2 separate regions of the Homo sapiens genome follow, and region 2 is linked to region 1. Evidence: chromatin contacts called from ENCODE Hi-C or POLR2A ChIA-PET data. All regions are on one chromosome and are shown on one strand. Each heading gives the region's core, a stretch centred on a gene start or an enhancer-like site at or near the end of the contact. The rest is flanking DNA. Distances are from core to core; before and after follow the strand shown. Region 1 holds the start of ICA1L (islet cell autoantigen 1 like). Region 2 overlaps FAM117B (family with sequence similarity 117 member B).

The links. Hi-C counts contacts between places; a loop is a spot of excess contacts on that map. ChIA-PET counts read pairs that join two places held with the same protein, here RNA polymerase II (POLR2A). Pooled maps may share reads with other maps.
Region 2: a map with no recorded cell type shows a loop between it and region 1 (5-fold over the local background). The contact joins the enhancer-like site here to the promoter of ICA1L in region 1. A Hi-C loop is called at or near these places in 2 of 37 single-sample maps with no recorded cell type and 4 of 50 pooled maps. POLR2A ChIA-PET finds 5 or more read pairs at or near these places in 4 of 52 experiments (GM10248, activated CD4-positive, alpha-beta T cell, activated CD8-positive, alpha-beta memory T cell and 1 more).

Annotation. Positions count from the first base shown.
Region 1 is chr2:202,868,998-202,876,738 of GRCh38, forward strand. It overlaps ICA1L (islet cell autoantigen 1 like), which reads right to left and starts at 2,769. Exons shown (of 13, transcript NM_001288622.3): 1 at 2,622-2,769. It overlaps WDR12 (WD repeat domain 12), which reads right to left. Exons shown (of 13, transcript NM_018256.4): 13 at 5,264-7,741. RefSeq lists silencers at 2,312-2,801, 2,842-2,891, 2,952-3,081.
Region 2 is chr2:202,661,486-202,669,226 of GRCh38, forward strand. The region is part of intron 1 of FAM117B (family with sequence similarity 117 member B); the gene reads left to right. Among named protein-coding and RNA genes, the nearest start is that of FAM117B, 30 kb to the left of the region's middle. RefSeq lists an enhancer at 4,944-5,023. Within about 2 kb of position 5,051, at least 5 of the 41 ENCODE cell types and tissues checked have a DNase peak (open chromatin) inside an H3K27ac peak, as active enhancers do.

The DNA.
Region 1 (7,741 bases), core at 1,519-4,018:
AAAAACATTTAAAACAAATACATCAGTGGCTAAAACTATCAATATCAATCCAAATCAATTTTTAAAATAATACTGAGTGAGGCCAGGCGTGGTGGCTCACGCCTGTAATCCCAGTACTTTGGGAGGCTGAGGCGGGCGGATCACGAGGTCAGGAGATCGAGACCATCCTGGCTAACAGGTGAAACCCCGACTCTACTAAAAATACAAAAAATCAGCCAGGCGTGGTGGCGGGCGCCTGTAGTCCCAGCTACTCCGGAGGCTGAGGCAGGAGAATGGCGTGAACCCGGGAGGCGGAGCTTGCAGTGAGCCGAGATCCTGCCACTGCACTCAGCCTGGGCGACAGAGCGAGACTCTGTCTCAAAAAAATAAAATAAGAAATAAAATAAAATAAAATAACACTGAGTGAAAAACACAAGTGCAGGCTATATGCAATATGATGTAACTTATTTAAAATTTAAAAACACATGCAATAATAGACATGTATAAAATATAATTTAAAAAACACAAAACACAGATACCAACTCATGATGTTGAGTACCTGATAACGGATGGGTGGGATGAGACTTCAGCTTTATTGGAAATGTTTTATTTCCTTATCTAAAAAAATACTAGAAAGAAATACAACAAAATGTTAACAGTTGTTAATGTCGGCCTCTGTAAATATAGATATTGTGTTACTTTAGTCTTTTTTTTAATCTCAACTAAATTAAAAAAGGAATTTTAGTCTTTTTTTATCTCAACTAAATTAAAAAAGGAATTTTAAAACCCTAGTGTTACATGCAAGTGAGTCAATAATGGCAAAATAATAATGAGATACATAGAAGGTGACTAAATTTTAATGGTGAATACTGGATCCAAGTACAAGTTTGAAAATTTTGATTTCCGAAAAAAACACAAAACTTAAGTGATGAATGAAAAATAGACAAAATGGAAGAGGGTAATAAGAATATTATTAAATAACAAAATCTACTTCGAACGAGGAAATCTTTCCAGTTACAGATATATTTAAAACTCACATATCCCATCTGTTGTTGTTAAAGAATATAAAAAGAATAAAATTTTAAAGGAAGCGCAGTGAGTACTGAAAAAGCTAAAGTATAAAAGTACAGAAAAAATGTAAATATAGAATCACACAATGAAATCACCAAGTTTGGCAGTATAGTAGAACAAGACAGTATATTATCTATTTTGTATCTAATATTTTGATATCTGGTCCTAGTTCCATAACTGGTATAAACTTTGTTTTATATTTTTATGATATTTATAATAAAAATATGGCATCCTACTTTTTCCACCAGTTCTCATATTTGCAATTTTTCCTCTTTGGACTGGCTGATCTCTGAGCACCCTTCTAACTCTAAAATTAAACTGGTAATTAGAACACTGCCTTCCACATAGCTGTTTCAACGACTAGATAAACAATCATTTTGAACTATTAAATAAAGAGATTTCAAAGAATACTGGGTATGATAGGCACAGATAACAAATACTAAACGATTTAAAATTTTGGTCACATAAAAATACATACATACCATTCGGAGATGTTTACTCGGCCAGTAAATGTATAATTAACTCCTACTAAAGGATGAGGCACCTGTGGCTATTCCATAAATACTGATGTGAAGATGATTAAAGTAATATCGTCTTACAGTACGTCGCCTGAGTCAGAACCAAATAAATCAATACATAAATACTTTTGGGAAAAATCAAAACCATGGAAAAATGTTACCTTCCCAACAATCTATTTTACAGAGACCCATAGTTTATAACAGCTTTTATGCTGTGTGCATCAAGATCATCTATTACACGAAAAATGATTCCACCCCCTCTACTGGCAACGCCCCAGCATCGCGGGTGAGCTGCCAGGATGGACTCCCCGCTTTCCCCTCTCCGTCTTCCTTAGAGCATCAGGTATCTGACCACTGACATCACCTGGGCACCTGACCAGCTGACGCGCGTTTCCAGGAGCCATATCTGTGCCGTGGGGTCGGGTTGCCGGCCTAAGGAGCAGGATCTGTGCGCGGAGCCCCTCGCGGGCCCGTGCATTCTGCAGTTCAGCTCAAACTGCACATTTACTATGTTTTGTTTTTATCCATCGGTTGCCAATTAGTTTCTAAGGAAGACATTCCCATTACAAAATAATAGCGAAATAAAAATAAGCACCACGTTAAAAAGAGGTCAGCAGGGAAGCACCTGAAGGCTGTTCGGGTGATCCGCCGCCGCCTCTATTAGGAGCGACCTCCACCGCCGAGGGAAATCACCCAAACGAGCCCCAGGCTGCCGCGCTCCTTCACTACAGCGAGCGTGGCCGGGAGGCGCCCTTCCGCCGCAGGGGACCCAGCCACGCCAGAAACCGCTCCTTGCGGGTTTTGCCTGGGGGGAGGCCGGAAGAACCCCGAGCAGGGCCTCGCCTGGAAGAAGGCCGCAGGCAGCGGCCGGGGTCCCCCAGAGAACCGAGGAGGCCAGCAAGGCCCCGAGAAGCCGCGCGCGCGCGCGTGTGGCCGGAGCCTCCCGCCGCGCCCCCGCCTCCCGGCGTCGCCATGGGAACCCGGGATTTGGTCTCCGGGCCTGACCGCCGCCTGAGGGGGAATAGGGGCGGACAGGAGGCAGCAGAAGCTTACCGGCGCCGCTCTTCCGCCTCCTCGGGTCGCGTTCGGCCGTACGGTGATCCGTCCCGGCACCCGTTCCGGCCACCGCCCGCGAGCCCCGCGCCGACTCCCGGCCCTCCGGCAGCCAGTGCCCCTCCGCACCAGTGCGTGGAGGTGTCAGGCTCCCGCTGCGGGAGGCGGGAGATTTAAACCGCGCGACCTGGCGTCCGCGTTCGCCCCCCTCGGGCGCCGGCCTGACCCCGCCACCGGCCCGACTCGGGATCGGAGCATCTCTCGGTCTGCTCTTGAATGAACTCGGGGACCCTCTCTATTCCTCCTTTCCCGATTTCCTCTTTACTTAATAAAGTGAAATGACAAACACCAAACCGGTCAGAACATTACGAGGAGCTGAGTGTGAGCTCTCTGAGGCGTGGGGAAGTGGAAGGCATTGGCCCGGGGCCCTCCCGGCTCCCTCCGAGCACCCCCACCCCCGGACCTGCCGGGCCTTCTGGGGCGGCCCCTTAGCACCAGTGCTCCTTAGGCGGAAAGCGTTCGCCCGCTGTATTTAACTCCCGTGTTAAAGGTTTAAAGAGGTCTAAGTTAACAACCGTTCATAACCAATCTCAAATGCACATATCCATATCCATAATGTTTATGATGAATCTTCAAGAGTAAAAGGTAAAACCGGATCCTGAAAGTCTCAGGAAAAAAACAAAAAGGAAGGCAAAACTATTTACTACTAGTAGGAGATAATTTAATAAATTCAAACTTCATTCTTTTTAAAGGTGACTCCAAAACTTAAAAGAACTTTCCTAAAACAGCAGAATACGAATTATTAATTACAACTGCGACACATAGGCTAGCAAAGAATTAAAAGGTTAACACTCGAGGTGATAATTAAAATCTGTATGATGACAAAGATGGGGTGAGTCTAGAATTTATTTTATTTTATTTTATTTGAGACGGAGTCTCGCTCTGTCGCCCAGGCCGGAGTACAGTGGCGCGATCTCGGCTCACTGCAAGCTCCGCCTCCCGGGTTCACGCCATTCTCCTGCCTCAGCCTCCCGAATAGCTGGGACTACAGGCGCCTGCCACCACGCCTGGCTAAGTTTTTTGTATTTTTAGTAGAGTCGGGGTTTCACCGTGTTAGCCAGGATGGTCTCGATCTCCTGACCTCGTGATCCGCCCGCCTCGGCCTCCCAAAGTGCTGAGATTACAGGCATGAGCCACCGCGCCCGGCCGAGGTTCTGGAATATTAACAGTACAAAATACTCACCTTAACCTGGAAATTATACTTTTAGAATAGGAAAAGTGGCAAGCTACAGAGGGTTAATTTGGACTGAAAACATTAAATGTCTTTAGACTTTTACCCTGAGATATTTGGATTTCAAGGAATAGGCAAATACCTGAGATTATGTGCAAAATTTTGTTTGTTTTTTTGAGGAGTCTACAGCTTTCCTCAGAAGGGTAAAAATTAGCGTTTGGCAAACATGAGTGATTGACCTATTTCCTTGGGATGGCTTTCCTGAATCTTACCAAATGAGGCATTTCTCCTAAGGGGCATACTGCTCTCTGGCTGTAACGATCTACCTGCCTGTCTTCCCCATTAGGTGCCGAGCTGCTTCAAAGCTGCTCCTCCCTTACGCATTTCTGCAGCCTTAGCACCTAGCACAGTGCCTAATACAAACTAGGTCCTGAATGAATGTTGAATCCATCAATGAACGAAATGAAACAAAGATAGCTAATTCACAACTGAAGGATACATTATAAAATATCTGAAAAGAACAGATTATCTTTCTCACCAAGGAATAAATAAAGTGGCAAGCGAAATGACTTTCAAATGTTACTATGCCCCATAGTAAAGTTCTTGGGGTATTTTAGAAAATGTTTGTTCCAACAAGATGAAGTTTTAAGTCAAGAGAACAGTAAACTAATATCTTCTTCAGCTCAATCTGAGGCCGACTAAAGTCCTCCAAGGAACACACCTGGAAGTCAGAATAATGGCTACCGGCCGGGCCTGTTGCTTTTATTCACTTAACTGGGTAAAATTACAGAAAGATACACAGTATCTCCAAGCCATTAATGAAGTGTAGTATTTACACTTCATATAATCACTTTTTCTTCACAAGTCGCTAAGGAAACACGGTGGCACAGTGTAGGAATAGTATCAGAAAATAATGTAGAGCTAGCTGCTGATGCTTCTCCTGGACAGGAGTCAAGTCTCTCATATTTCATAAATGCCTGTGGAATGAATTCTTTCTTTAGCTGTTGGATACAATGTTTAAATGGCTTGCACTAGGAAGAGCGTGGTAGTTCAAGCCTATAATCCCAGCACTTTGGGAGACTGAGGCAAGCGGAGCACTTGTGGTCAGGAGTTTGAGAACAGCCTGGCCAACATGGTGAAACCCTGTTTCTACTAAAAATTCAAAAATTAGCCCCATGTGGTGGCGTGCACCTGTAATCCCAGCTACTTGGGAGGCTGAGGCACGACAATCACTTGAACCCAGGAGGCAGAAGTTGCAAGCCGGGATTGTGCCACTAAACTCCAGCCTGGGCGACAGAGCAAGACTCTACTTGCACTAGTCTCTTAACAAAAGGAGGCAGCTCAGTCATTACATTTTAGTGTTGCATAAAACCTCTTTAGAAAGTGAAATAATTTAACACCTTTAAAGTACTTTTAAATTTCATTTAGAAGTACATTTACTGAACTGTTATTTAACTTTCTATCCTTTCTATCAACATATAATACACTTATACTAAGGGGAAAAAAGGGGTTTTCCTCCATTGTATAGACTTTTACAAGCTAACTAGACAAGAACATTAGATGACTTGGAATGTAGGGCTCCACAAATGGGATCCAAACCTAGAGTCTTAGTTTCTTTAAAGACTAATGGTCTTCACTTTTGTTTTTGTGCAAACCTCTGGTTAATCTCCCAAATAAAACCTCAGTTGATATTAGAAAACACTAAAAATTATTCTACTGTTTTGTACTGTTTTACTAAGGATTAGAGGTCTATTGAATCTGACATCACACAAAAAGCTCTATTTCTTCAAGGCATTCCAGTTTCTTTGTAATCTGTTGGATTTTACCGAAGACGTCAGGAGAAGCATTATAGGTCAGTGACAGTGGGGCCATGGAGAGCTATCTTCCCAGATACCCAAATGAGTAATTAGATACTGCAAGCTAAACATTCTGTCTCTTCCCTACTACATTTCTGTTTATTCAAGCAAAGCTAGAAACAGTATTAGAATTAGACACAATTCTAGAATTAGAATTATTATGATGATTTTAAATGTGAAGTGTTATCGACATCGTTTTAAAAATTATTTCCTCCCCCTGAAACCACTGAACTTCATCTGGTATTAAGTCTCAGCCATGTTATTACACTTTCACCAACTATACATAGAATTGTTTGACATGTTTCTAAACTTTGTATCAGATAGTACCTAACAAGATACTTTCTCTGTAGTCTTTATTACTCAGATGTATGTCGCACAGCTCCATTAATTGGTTACATACCTTCACACTAGGTACTTAACCTGTCTGCATTGTGGTTTCCTTTAAATAACATGAATGACATAATTACATGAATAATAGGATAATTTCTAAAATTCATTTTTGCTTATATACAATTCCTATTAGAATATACAGAAATTGATCTTTATACATTTATATACTATTACAGTAATACGTTTAGTGGCACGCTAAAATTGAAATTAATTTTAAAGGCAAAAAAATGCAAAGCTGAACATATTATTGTAATTTAGTACCCACAAATGTCACTTAAATTTATGTATTACTTTTTTTTTTTTTTTTTTTGAGACGGAGTTTCGCTCTTGTTGCCCAGGATGGAGTGCAATGGCGCGATCTTGGCTCACCACAACCTCCACCTCCTGGGTTCAAGCAATTCTTCTGCCTCAGCCTTCCAAGTAGCTGGGATTACAGGCATGTGCCACTATGACTGGCTAATTTTGTATTTTTAGTAGAGACGGGGTTTCTCCATGTTGGTCAGGCTATTCTTGAACTCCCGACCTCAGATGATATGCCCACCTCAGCCTCCCAAAATGTTGGGATTACAGGCGTTAGCCACGGCGCCCAGCCACATATAACCTTTCTGTTAGGCAAGTGAAGACACTTCCACACTCATTCTTTCCATTTATAAAAACATCATTCTTGTGCACGACATAAGATTGACAAAATATATACCAGTTAAGAGCTTGTCCAAGATAAGTCCAAGTTCAAATTCACTGCCATTTATTTCCTGCCTGTGTGACTGTTCAAAAACTTTAACATATATTTTTCTCTCCTATAAAATGCAAATAATTTATTACCTATAGAGGATTATTATGGTAGGATATAGTTTCATTGTTACTTTTATGGACACTGTAAGAAAATAATTTACTTCCTCAAATCTGCAAATCATTGGAACTGCTATTAGAACAACCATTAGGTTTAATTCTGTAAAACTAACCAGCCAAAAACGTTTCTCTCCTAAGTTATAATAAAGATATATTTGGTTCAGGCTGGATGCAGTGGCTCATGCCTGTAATCTTAGCACTTTTGAGGCCAAGGTGAGATGATTGCTTGAGGTCAGGAGTTGGAGTCCAGCCTGGGCAACATAGCAAGACGCCATCTCCACAAAAATAAAAAAAATAGCTGGGTGTGGCAGCATGCAATTGTACTCCCAGGTACGTACTCAGGAAGCTGGGGCAGGAGGATCCCTTGAACCCAGGAGTTGAGCCTGGATGGCAGAGCTAGACTATGTCTCGTAAAAAGAGATATATTTGGTTCATATAACAAAATACTGTTATTGTGTTTGATACTTAATCTATGATAGTCAAAAATGTCAACAATGAAGTGACTAAAATGTTCTTGCTGTTTCTACACCTGGCAGTTTCTGGCTAGTAAAATCTGGATTTCACTTGCCTAATGAAATCTGATTCTAATTAGTGGCTTTTTAAATAAAAAAGATATTATTGGAATATCCCTTGCATATAGTCTTAAAATGTCATATTTTTTCCTTTAAGAATAGGAGCCATAGTAATATCTATTAAAAAATCTGTATTTTTGGCCAGGCACAGTGGCATGCCTATAATCCGAGCACTTAGGGAGGCTGAGGCATGAGGACTGCCTGAGGCCAAGAGTTCATAAC
Region 2 (7,741 bases), core at 3,801-6,300, 210 kb before region 1:
GTATATTACCATTTTAATATTGAGGTTAATTATTTGTGGTCAGATAGCTATTAAGTGGTGTAATGAGTGTATAAACCTGGGCCTTTACAGACTCCAGAGTCGCTCATCCACTTGCTGAGTCAGCTAACATTAAAAAATTATATTTTTAGGCCAGGTGCATTGGCTCACACCTGCAATCCTAGCTCTTTAGAAGGCTGAGGCAGGCAGATCACCTGAGGTCAAGAGTTCAAGACCAGCCTGGCCAACATGGCAAAACCCCGTCTCTCGTAAAAATACAAAAATTAGCCGGGCATGGTGGCGCGTGCCTGTAATCCCAGCTACTTGGGGGGCTGAGGCAGGAGAATAGCTTGAACCCGGGAGGCGGAGGTTGCAGTGAGCCGAGATCATGCCACTGCACTGCACTCCAGCCTGGGCAACAGAGCAAGATTCCATCTAAAAAAAAAAAAAAAAAAAGATCAACAATCCCACGATCCCAATACTGGGTAAGTATCCAAAGGAAATGAAATCAGTATGTCGAAGAGATACTTGCACTCCTGTGTTTATTGCAGAGCTATTCACAATAGCCAATAGCCAAGATAAGGAATTAACCTAAATGCCCAACCACAGGTGAGTGGATAAAGAAAATGTGAGGTAGGTGTGTGTGTGTGTGTGTGTATGTGTGTATGTGTGTGTGTGTACGTGTACAGACTGGTAGTATATAGAAATACCATTCAGCCATAAAACAGAATGAAATCTTGTCATTTGTGGCAGCATGGGTGAATCTGGAGGATATTATTATATTAAGTGAAATAATCCAGGCACAGAAATACAAACACCACATGATCTCACTCATGTGGAATCTAAAAAAATTCGTTTCATAGGAGTAGAGTAGAATATTGATTACCAGAGGCTGGAAGAGGAGGTGATAGAGGAGGAGGGGACTGGGAAAAGTCAGTCAACTGGTACAAAGTTGCAGTCAGGAGGAATAAGTTCTAGTGTTCTGTTGCACAGTAGGGTGACTATAGCTAATAGCAATGTAGTCAAGATAGCTAGAAGAGATTGTGAATGTTATCCTCACAAAGAAATGATAAATGTTGGCTGGGTGCAGTGGCTCACGCCTGTAATCCCAGCACTTTGGGTGGCTGAGGCGGGTGGATCACAAGGTCAAGAGATCGAGACCATCCTGGCCAACATGGTCAAACCCCGTCACTACTAAAAATACAAAAATTAGCTGGGCATGGTGGTGGTGCACGCCTGTAGTCCCAGCTACTTGGGAGGCTGAGGCAGGAGAATTGCTTGAACCCGGGAGGCGTAGGTTGCAGTGAGCCGAGATCATGCCACTACACTCTAGCCTGGCGATACAGTGAGACTCCATCTCAAAAGAAGAAGAAGAAAAAAAGAAATGATAAATGTTTAAAATGATGGATATAATTACCCTGATTTGATTATTATACAGTGTATTCATGCATTGAAACATCACACTCTTATCCTGTAAACATGTACGATTGTTAATTAGAAATAAAAAATTAAGAAATAACTATTTTTAGCTTCAGAATAATGAAGCGTTAGAAGCACTCTTTTTAAAATTATACATTCATAGTTTTATAACCTGCTCTTTCCACTTAAAATATTGGCAACAATTTCCATATCAATAGGTACACTTCTACAACATTTTAATTGCTATGTAGTATTCCATTGTGTGGATCTTCCACATTTATTATTGGGTAGTCTTTTGCTGTTATAAACAGTGCACAGAACGTTAATTTCCATTTGGTACTAGGTTGAGTTCCATTGTGGTTTGAATGTGATTGCAGAAATTGAACTTTTGAATTCTGACTGTGCACTTGTGCTGAAGATATTATGCTATGTGACTCAGCTGTGGGTAACTCTATAGTTAGTGAACTTTATTATAGGAAATAGTGTTATTGTGCTACATTTATATATAGAGAGTTTTACTGGTTTTTATTGAAAAGCGTGTATCTTTTTATTTAATGGCGAACATTACTTAATATGTTATAATCTTCTCTGAAATAATAGTATGTGTTTTATACATTTAGTACTTTGCTGGATTAAATTCATTACATCATTCACATTCGATATTCAGTCACATTAAGCCTTTTTTTTTTTTTTTCTTTTGAGACAGAGTCTCACTCTCCTTTCCCAGGCTGGAGTGCAGTGGCGCGATCTTGGCTCACTGCAACCTCTGCCTCCCAGGTTCAAGCGATTCTCCTGCCTCAGCCTCCTGAGTAACTGGGATTACAGGCACCCCCTGCCACACCCAGCTAAGTTTTGTATTTTTAGTGGAGACGGGGTTTCACTATGTTGGCCAGGCTGGTCTCAAACTCCTGACCTCTGGTGATCTGCCCACCTCGGCCTCCCAAAGTGTTGGGATTACAGGCGTGAGCCACTGCGCCCAGCCCCATTAAGCTTTTTATATACCAGATTTTGTTCAAAGGCTGCAGACCAAACCTTTCATTTTTGTTAACTGTCCTGTAAAGTATACTGATACAAGGTCTATGAGGTTAAAATATGTGGATGACACAGTGCAAACTCATTATTTCCAAAAAAAAGCATGTTGAACCACAGTTCCTATCAGTGAATCTAGAAAACTATTTTTATATGCAAATAATACATTCCAGTTCATTTATATACTTCTGTGCATTTTCACAAATAATAACTAATTATCCCATGATATCCCTCTTTAAGGGTGAGTGTCATTAGCTCCTGATGATTTGAGTACATTTAATTAGATATCTTTTCTGAAGTTATATTTAACTGAAAGAATATATTGACTCCAGAGGTTTTAAGCTGTTCTTTTCACTGCCATTTGTGTATATGGTAGGAAAAATGATAAAAATATTTGAAAGAATTAGCTTGGCAACATAGTAGAATAGCCTGGAATGTCTGAGAACTGCTCAGTGATTTGTGTGGCTAATAGTGCTAGGTAGAAGGCTTAGATTAGTCTTAGAATTGGCACAAGACGAGAATGAGACAACTGAGGCATTGGCCCTGGATACATGTTTTTGGTGTCTGCCAGAAAGCTTGGTAATTGAGATAAATAATATTTAAATAAAATGCTTCAAAATAAAAATTAATTTAACACAATTCAAAGAACTAATTATGAAAATTTTAAAGATAGGGTCCAACAGGGCAAAGATTAAGAGTCATGCAAGTACATGATTGAGTCCTGTTTAAAATTTTGATAGTTCGTTATCATGCATGACTTACCTTGAGTAATTTATCTATCTAGTAAGTTATTTTGCCCTCAGAACACGTGCCTCATTTGCCTTACCGTAGTAGTTTTGGCCTCGCTTATAAGAAGTCAGTCTGAAGGAATTACGGGTTTCTCTGTGGGTCAGTGTATTAGTTTTCTATTGATATGTGATAGATTGCCCCAAATATAGCAGCTTAAAACAATATCCGTTTATTATTTCACAGTTCTGTAGGTTGAAAGTTGGGGCGGGGAGGAGGCTCCACTGTGTTTTCTGCTCAGGGTCTCAAAAGCCAATATCAAGATCAAGCTGGGTTTGGCTTTTATCTGGAGACTTTGGTGGGGAAGAAGGTGCTTCCAAACTCATTCATGGAGTTGACAGAATCCAGTTCCTTGAGGTGATAGGACTGAGATGACTGCATTGTCGTGGACTGTTAGCTTTAGGGGTCACTCTCAGCTCTGAGGCGGCTCTCATATCTTTTCCACATGACCCTCTCAATTTTCTTTTTTCTTTTTTTTTTTTTGAGACAGAGTTTCGTATGCTGCCCAGCTGGAGTGCAGTGGTGTGATCTAAGCTTACTGCAACCTCTGCCTCCTGGGCTCAAGTGATCCTCCCACCTCAGCCTCCCAAAGTGCTGGGGTTATAGTTGGCCAACCCTCTCAATTTTCAAAGCCAGCAGTGGAATATCTCTCATATAGAATCTTTTTTACTTGCTCTTCTGCAGCCAGCCAAAGAAAACTTTCTATTTTTAAAGGGCACTTGTGATTAGATTGGGCCCTCCTGGATAATCTCCCCATTAATAACTCACTACTAACTGATTAGCAACCTTAATTTCATCTACAGAATCTCTCTTGGCACATGATGTAATCGTGGATGTGATATCTCGTTGTGTTTTCAGTCCTGGGGATTAGGACAGGAAATCCTCTTTTTGTTGTTGTTGTTGAGACAGAGTCTCACTCTATCACCCAGGCTGGAGTGCAGTGGTGCAATCTCGGCTCACTGCAACTTCTGCCTCCCAGATTCAAGCAATTCTCCTGCCTCAGCCTCCTGAGTAGCTGGGACTACAGGTGCATGCCACCATGCCTGGCTAATTTTTGTATTTTTAGTAGAGACAGGGTTTCACCATGTTGACCAGGCCGGTCTCGAACTCCTGACCTCGGGTGTTCTGCCTGCCTTGGCCTCCCAAAGTGCTGGGATTACAGGCGTGAGCCATGGAAACTGGCAGGACAGGAAATCTTGGGAGACCATTTTAAAATTCTGCCTACTGTAGTCAGCTAAGAAACTAATACAAACCATTCATCCTACTCACTGGTAGTGACTTATTGATATAAATATTACAAACACAAACAAATAGCTATAAATATGTATTATGGCAACATTTGTTATGACTAAAATTTGACAGAAGAAAACATTCATTCTGCAATTTGTGTCTGCATAGTTTGCTTAAATTGGGAATGGTATTGTTACAAAGCAAACCTTTTGATGATAGAGACTTTGTTGAGAAAATCTGATATAGTCAAAAGCAGATTGGGTCTTTATTATAAACTTTACATTAAAAACAATTGAAACGGAAGTTATGTTAGCAAAATAAACATGAAAATTGAAAAAAAATAGAAACAGTTTACCTATGGTTTTCAGAAAACTAATTTAAAAAATGTTGACTCATTGAAGTTTGCATTGGAAAAATACTTTGGTAAAATGTTTATTGGTGTTACACGTTCACAAACGCACACACATATGTACCATATGTACAGTCATAATTCTAGGTGAGGATGGCAGACAGAAGGCTTGAAGAGTCAGAGAAGTTCAGCCAGCCACATTTTTTTTTAAATTGTATCTGAGCATGTACTATGTATGTTTATATTTTGACACTGCTAGCTGGGTTTTCACTGGTGGGTGGGATGTGGGGGTATGTTACAGACAACTTTCACTTTCTACTGTATTCACTTCTGGTTTTTGACTATTTTGAAATAACATGTTTCGTTTCATTTCTTTTTTTTTTTTTTTTTTGAGACAGAGTCTCGCTCTGCTGCCCAGGCCAGAGTGCAGTGGCGCGATCTTGGCTCACTGCAACCTCTGCCTCCCGGGTTCAAGTGATTCTCCTGCCTCAGCCCGCTGAGTAGCTGGGACAGCTAATTTTTTGTAGTTTTAGTAGAGATAGGGTTTCACCGTGTTAGCCAGGATGGTCTCGATCTCCTGACCTCGTGATCCACCTGCCTCGGCCTCCCAAAGTGCTGGGAGTACAGGTGTGAGCCACCACGCCCGGCCAGTATGTTTCATTTCTATAATAAAAATGCAGATCGAAAATCTGTGTTGTAGCAGTGATTTAAAATAAAGTGAAATGATTTTTAAAGAGTTTAAAAATAGAGTAAAAATGTCGTAAAAACTGGGACTTGCTCCAGGCCTCTATTTGAGTTACTTTAGTAAATTTTTCTTTTTTTTGAGATGGAGTCTTGCTTTGTCGCCCAGGCTGGAGTGCAGTGGTGCGATCTTGGCTCACTGCAACCTCCGCCTCCTGGGTTCAAGCAGTTCTCCTGCCTCACCCTTCCGAGTAGCTGAGACTACAGGCACGTGCCACCATACCTGGCTAATTATCATATTTTTAATAGAGACGGGGTTTCACCATGTTGGCTAGGCTGGTCTCGAACACCTGACCTCAAGTGATCCACCCGCCTCGGCCTCCCAAAGTGGTGGGATTATTAGCATGAGCCACCACGCCCGGCCTAAGTATTTCTTTTTGAGGCAGCTTAAAGAAAAAAAGCTTTGTGTATGTGTGTCTGTGTGTCTGTGTGTGTGTGTCTGTGTTTGTGTGTGCGTGCGCGCGCATGTGCTGTCTCTTTTTCCATAGAAATAATATTGCTCTGTTCTTGAATCCAATTATTACAATGAAGGTGATAATTATGTAGAGAGGAATAACTGTGTCAAGGTATTCCTGAATGGTACTGGTGTTATGTTTTAGACCAATCTCAAGATAAACCTTAGCCATTTGGCCCCACTAGATAGTGTAGGGATCTAAACTAAACTAGATAACCTAAGTTAAATTACCTATTTCTACTCAAGTTGAAGTAGTATGCTGGCTATATTTTTTTCTGCTAGGTTTCAGTCTTTGGAGGCCTTTGGGATATTGACAGATGAGGAGATAATTGATAAGTAGTGAAGTGGACAGCTAGCATGGCTGAACCACAGAAAAGAGTAGTGGATTGAGGTTATAGGGTGATAATAGTGAGGATAGTAGTAGAGTAGTATTAGAAGTAAAATCACTGTTCCCAGGCATGGTGGCTCATGCCTGTAATTCTAGCACTTTGGGAGGCCCAGATGGGAAGATTGCTTGAGGCCAGGAGTTTGCTTAGGCAACACAGTAAGGCTCCATCTTTAAAATATATATATATTGTAAATATATATCATATATTTTATAAAAATATATTTATATAAAAAATATTTTTATAAAATATATATTTTATAAAAATATATAAATATATAATTATATAATACATACATATTATATTATATAATATATATTTATATATTTTTATATAATATACAATATAATATATATTAATATTTATATATTTAGATACATATATAAAGATATAAAAATATTTATATATTAAATGCGGTGGCATGCACCTGTAGTCCTAGCTACTTGGGAGGCTGAGGTGGGAGGATGGCTTGAGCCCTGGAGTTAGAAGGTACAGTGAACTCTGATCTGGGCATAGTGGCGGGTGCCTGTAATCCCAGCTACTTCGGAGGCTGAGGCAGGAGAATTGCGTAAACCTGAGAAGTGGAGGTTGCAGTGAGCTGAGATCACGCCACTGCACTCCAGACTGTGTGACAGAGCGAGACTCTCTCTCAAAAAAAAAAAAAAAAAAAGAAAAAGAAGGTATAGTGAACTCTGATTGTGTCACTGTACTCTAGCCTGGGCTACAGAGTGAGATCTTGTTCCTAATAAATAAATAAATAAATAAATAAATAAATAAAATAAAAGAACATTTTCTAAAGTGTGGTATAGGATGGTAGATTTTGGGTCAAGTTTTATTTTCTGTATCAGCAAAGAAAAAGGAAAGAAAGTAATATTTGAATGCATGTCTCATGCATTAAATATATGCCTCTAAGGGCTGTGTTTATTTCCATTTCATAAATGAGAATACTCAGTCCAAGAGAACTAAGTAATTTAATGTTTCAGAGAATTTCTAAATGTGGGATTTCAACTCATGTCTGCTTCGTTTTGGGGACCATGTTTTTAAAGTCTTCTCACAGTGTTATATATAATATAATTTAGTCAACATTAAACCTATTACGAATAGGTATCCTACCAAGTTGGATAATTTGAAAGAACACCAAAATAAGGAATAATATATGCCAAAAGTTCCTCCCTTCTTGCAGAAGGGTTCAGACAGTTTCTGGTTGAAGCAGAGATTAAATACATTGATAAATCAATAGACAGAGTGATCTGGAATAATTGGTAGAAATTGGTTGTAAAATGGTGTTAGGGACAGATTTTTTTTAGTCTTTTAAACCCACATCTTGATTTGATAGACACAAAAATCATG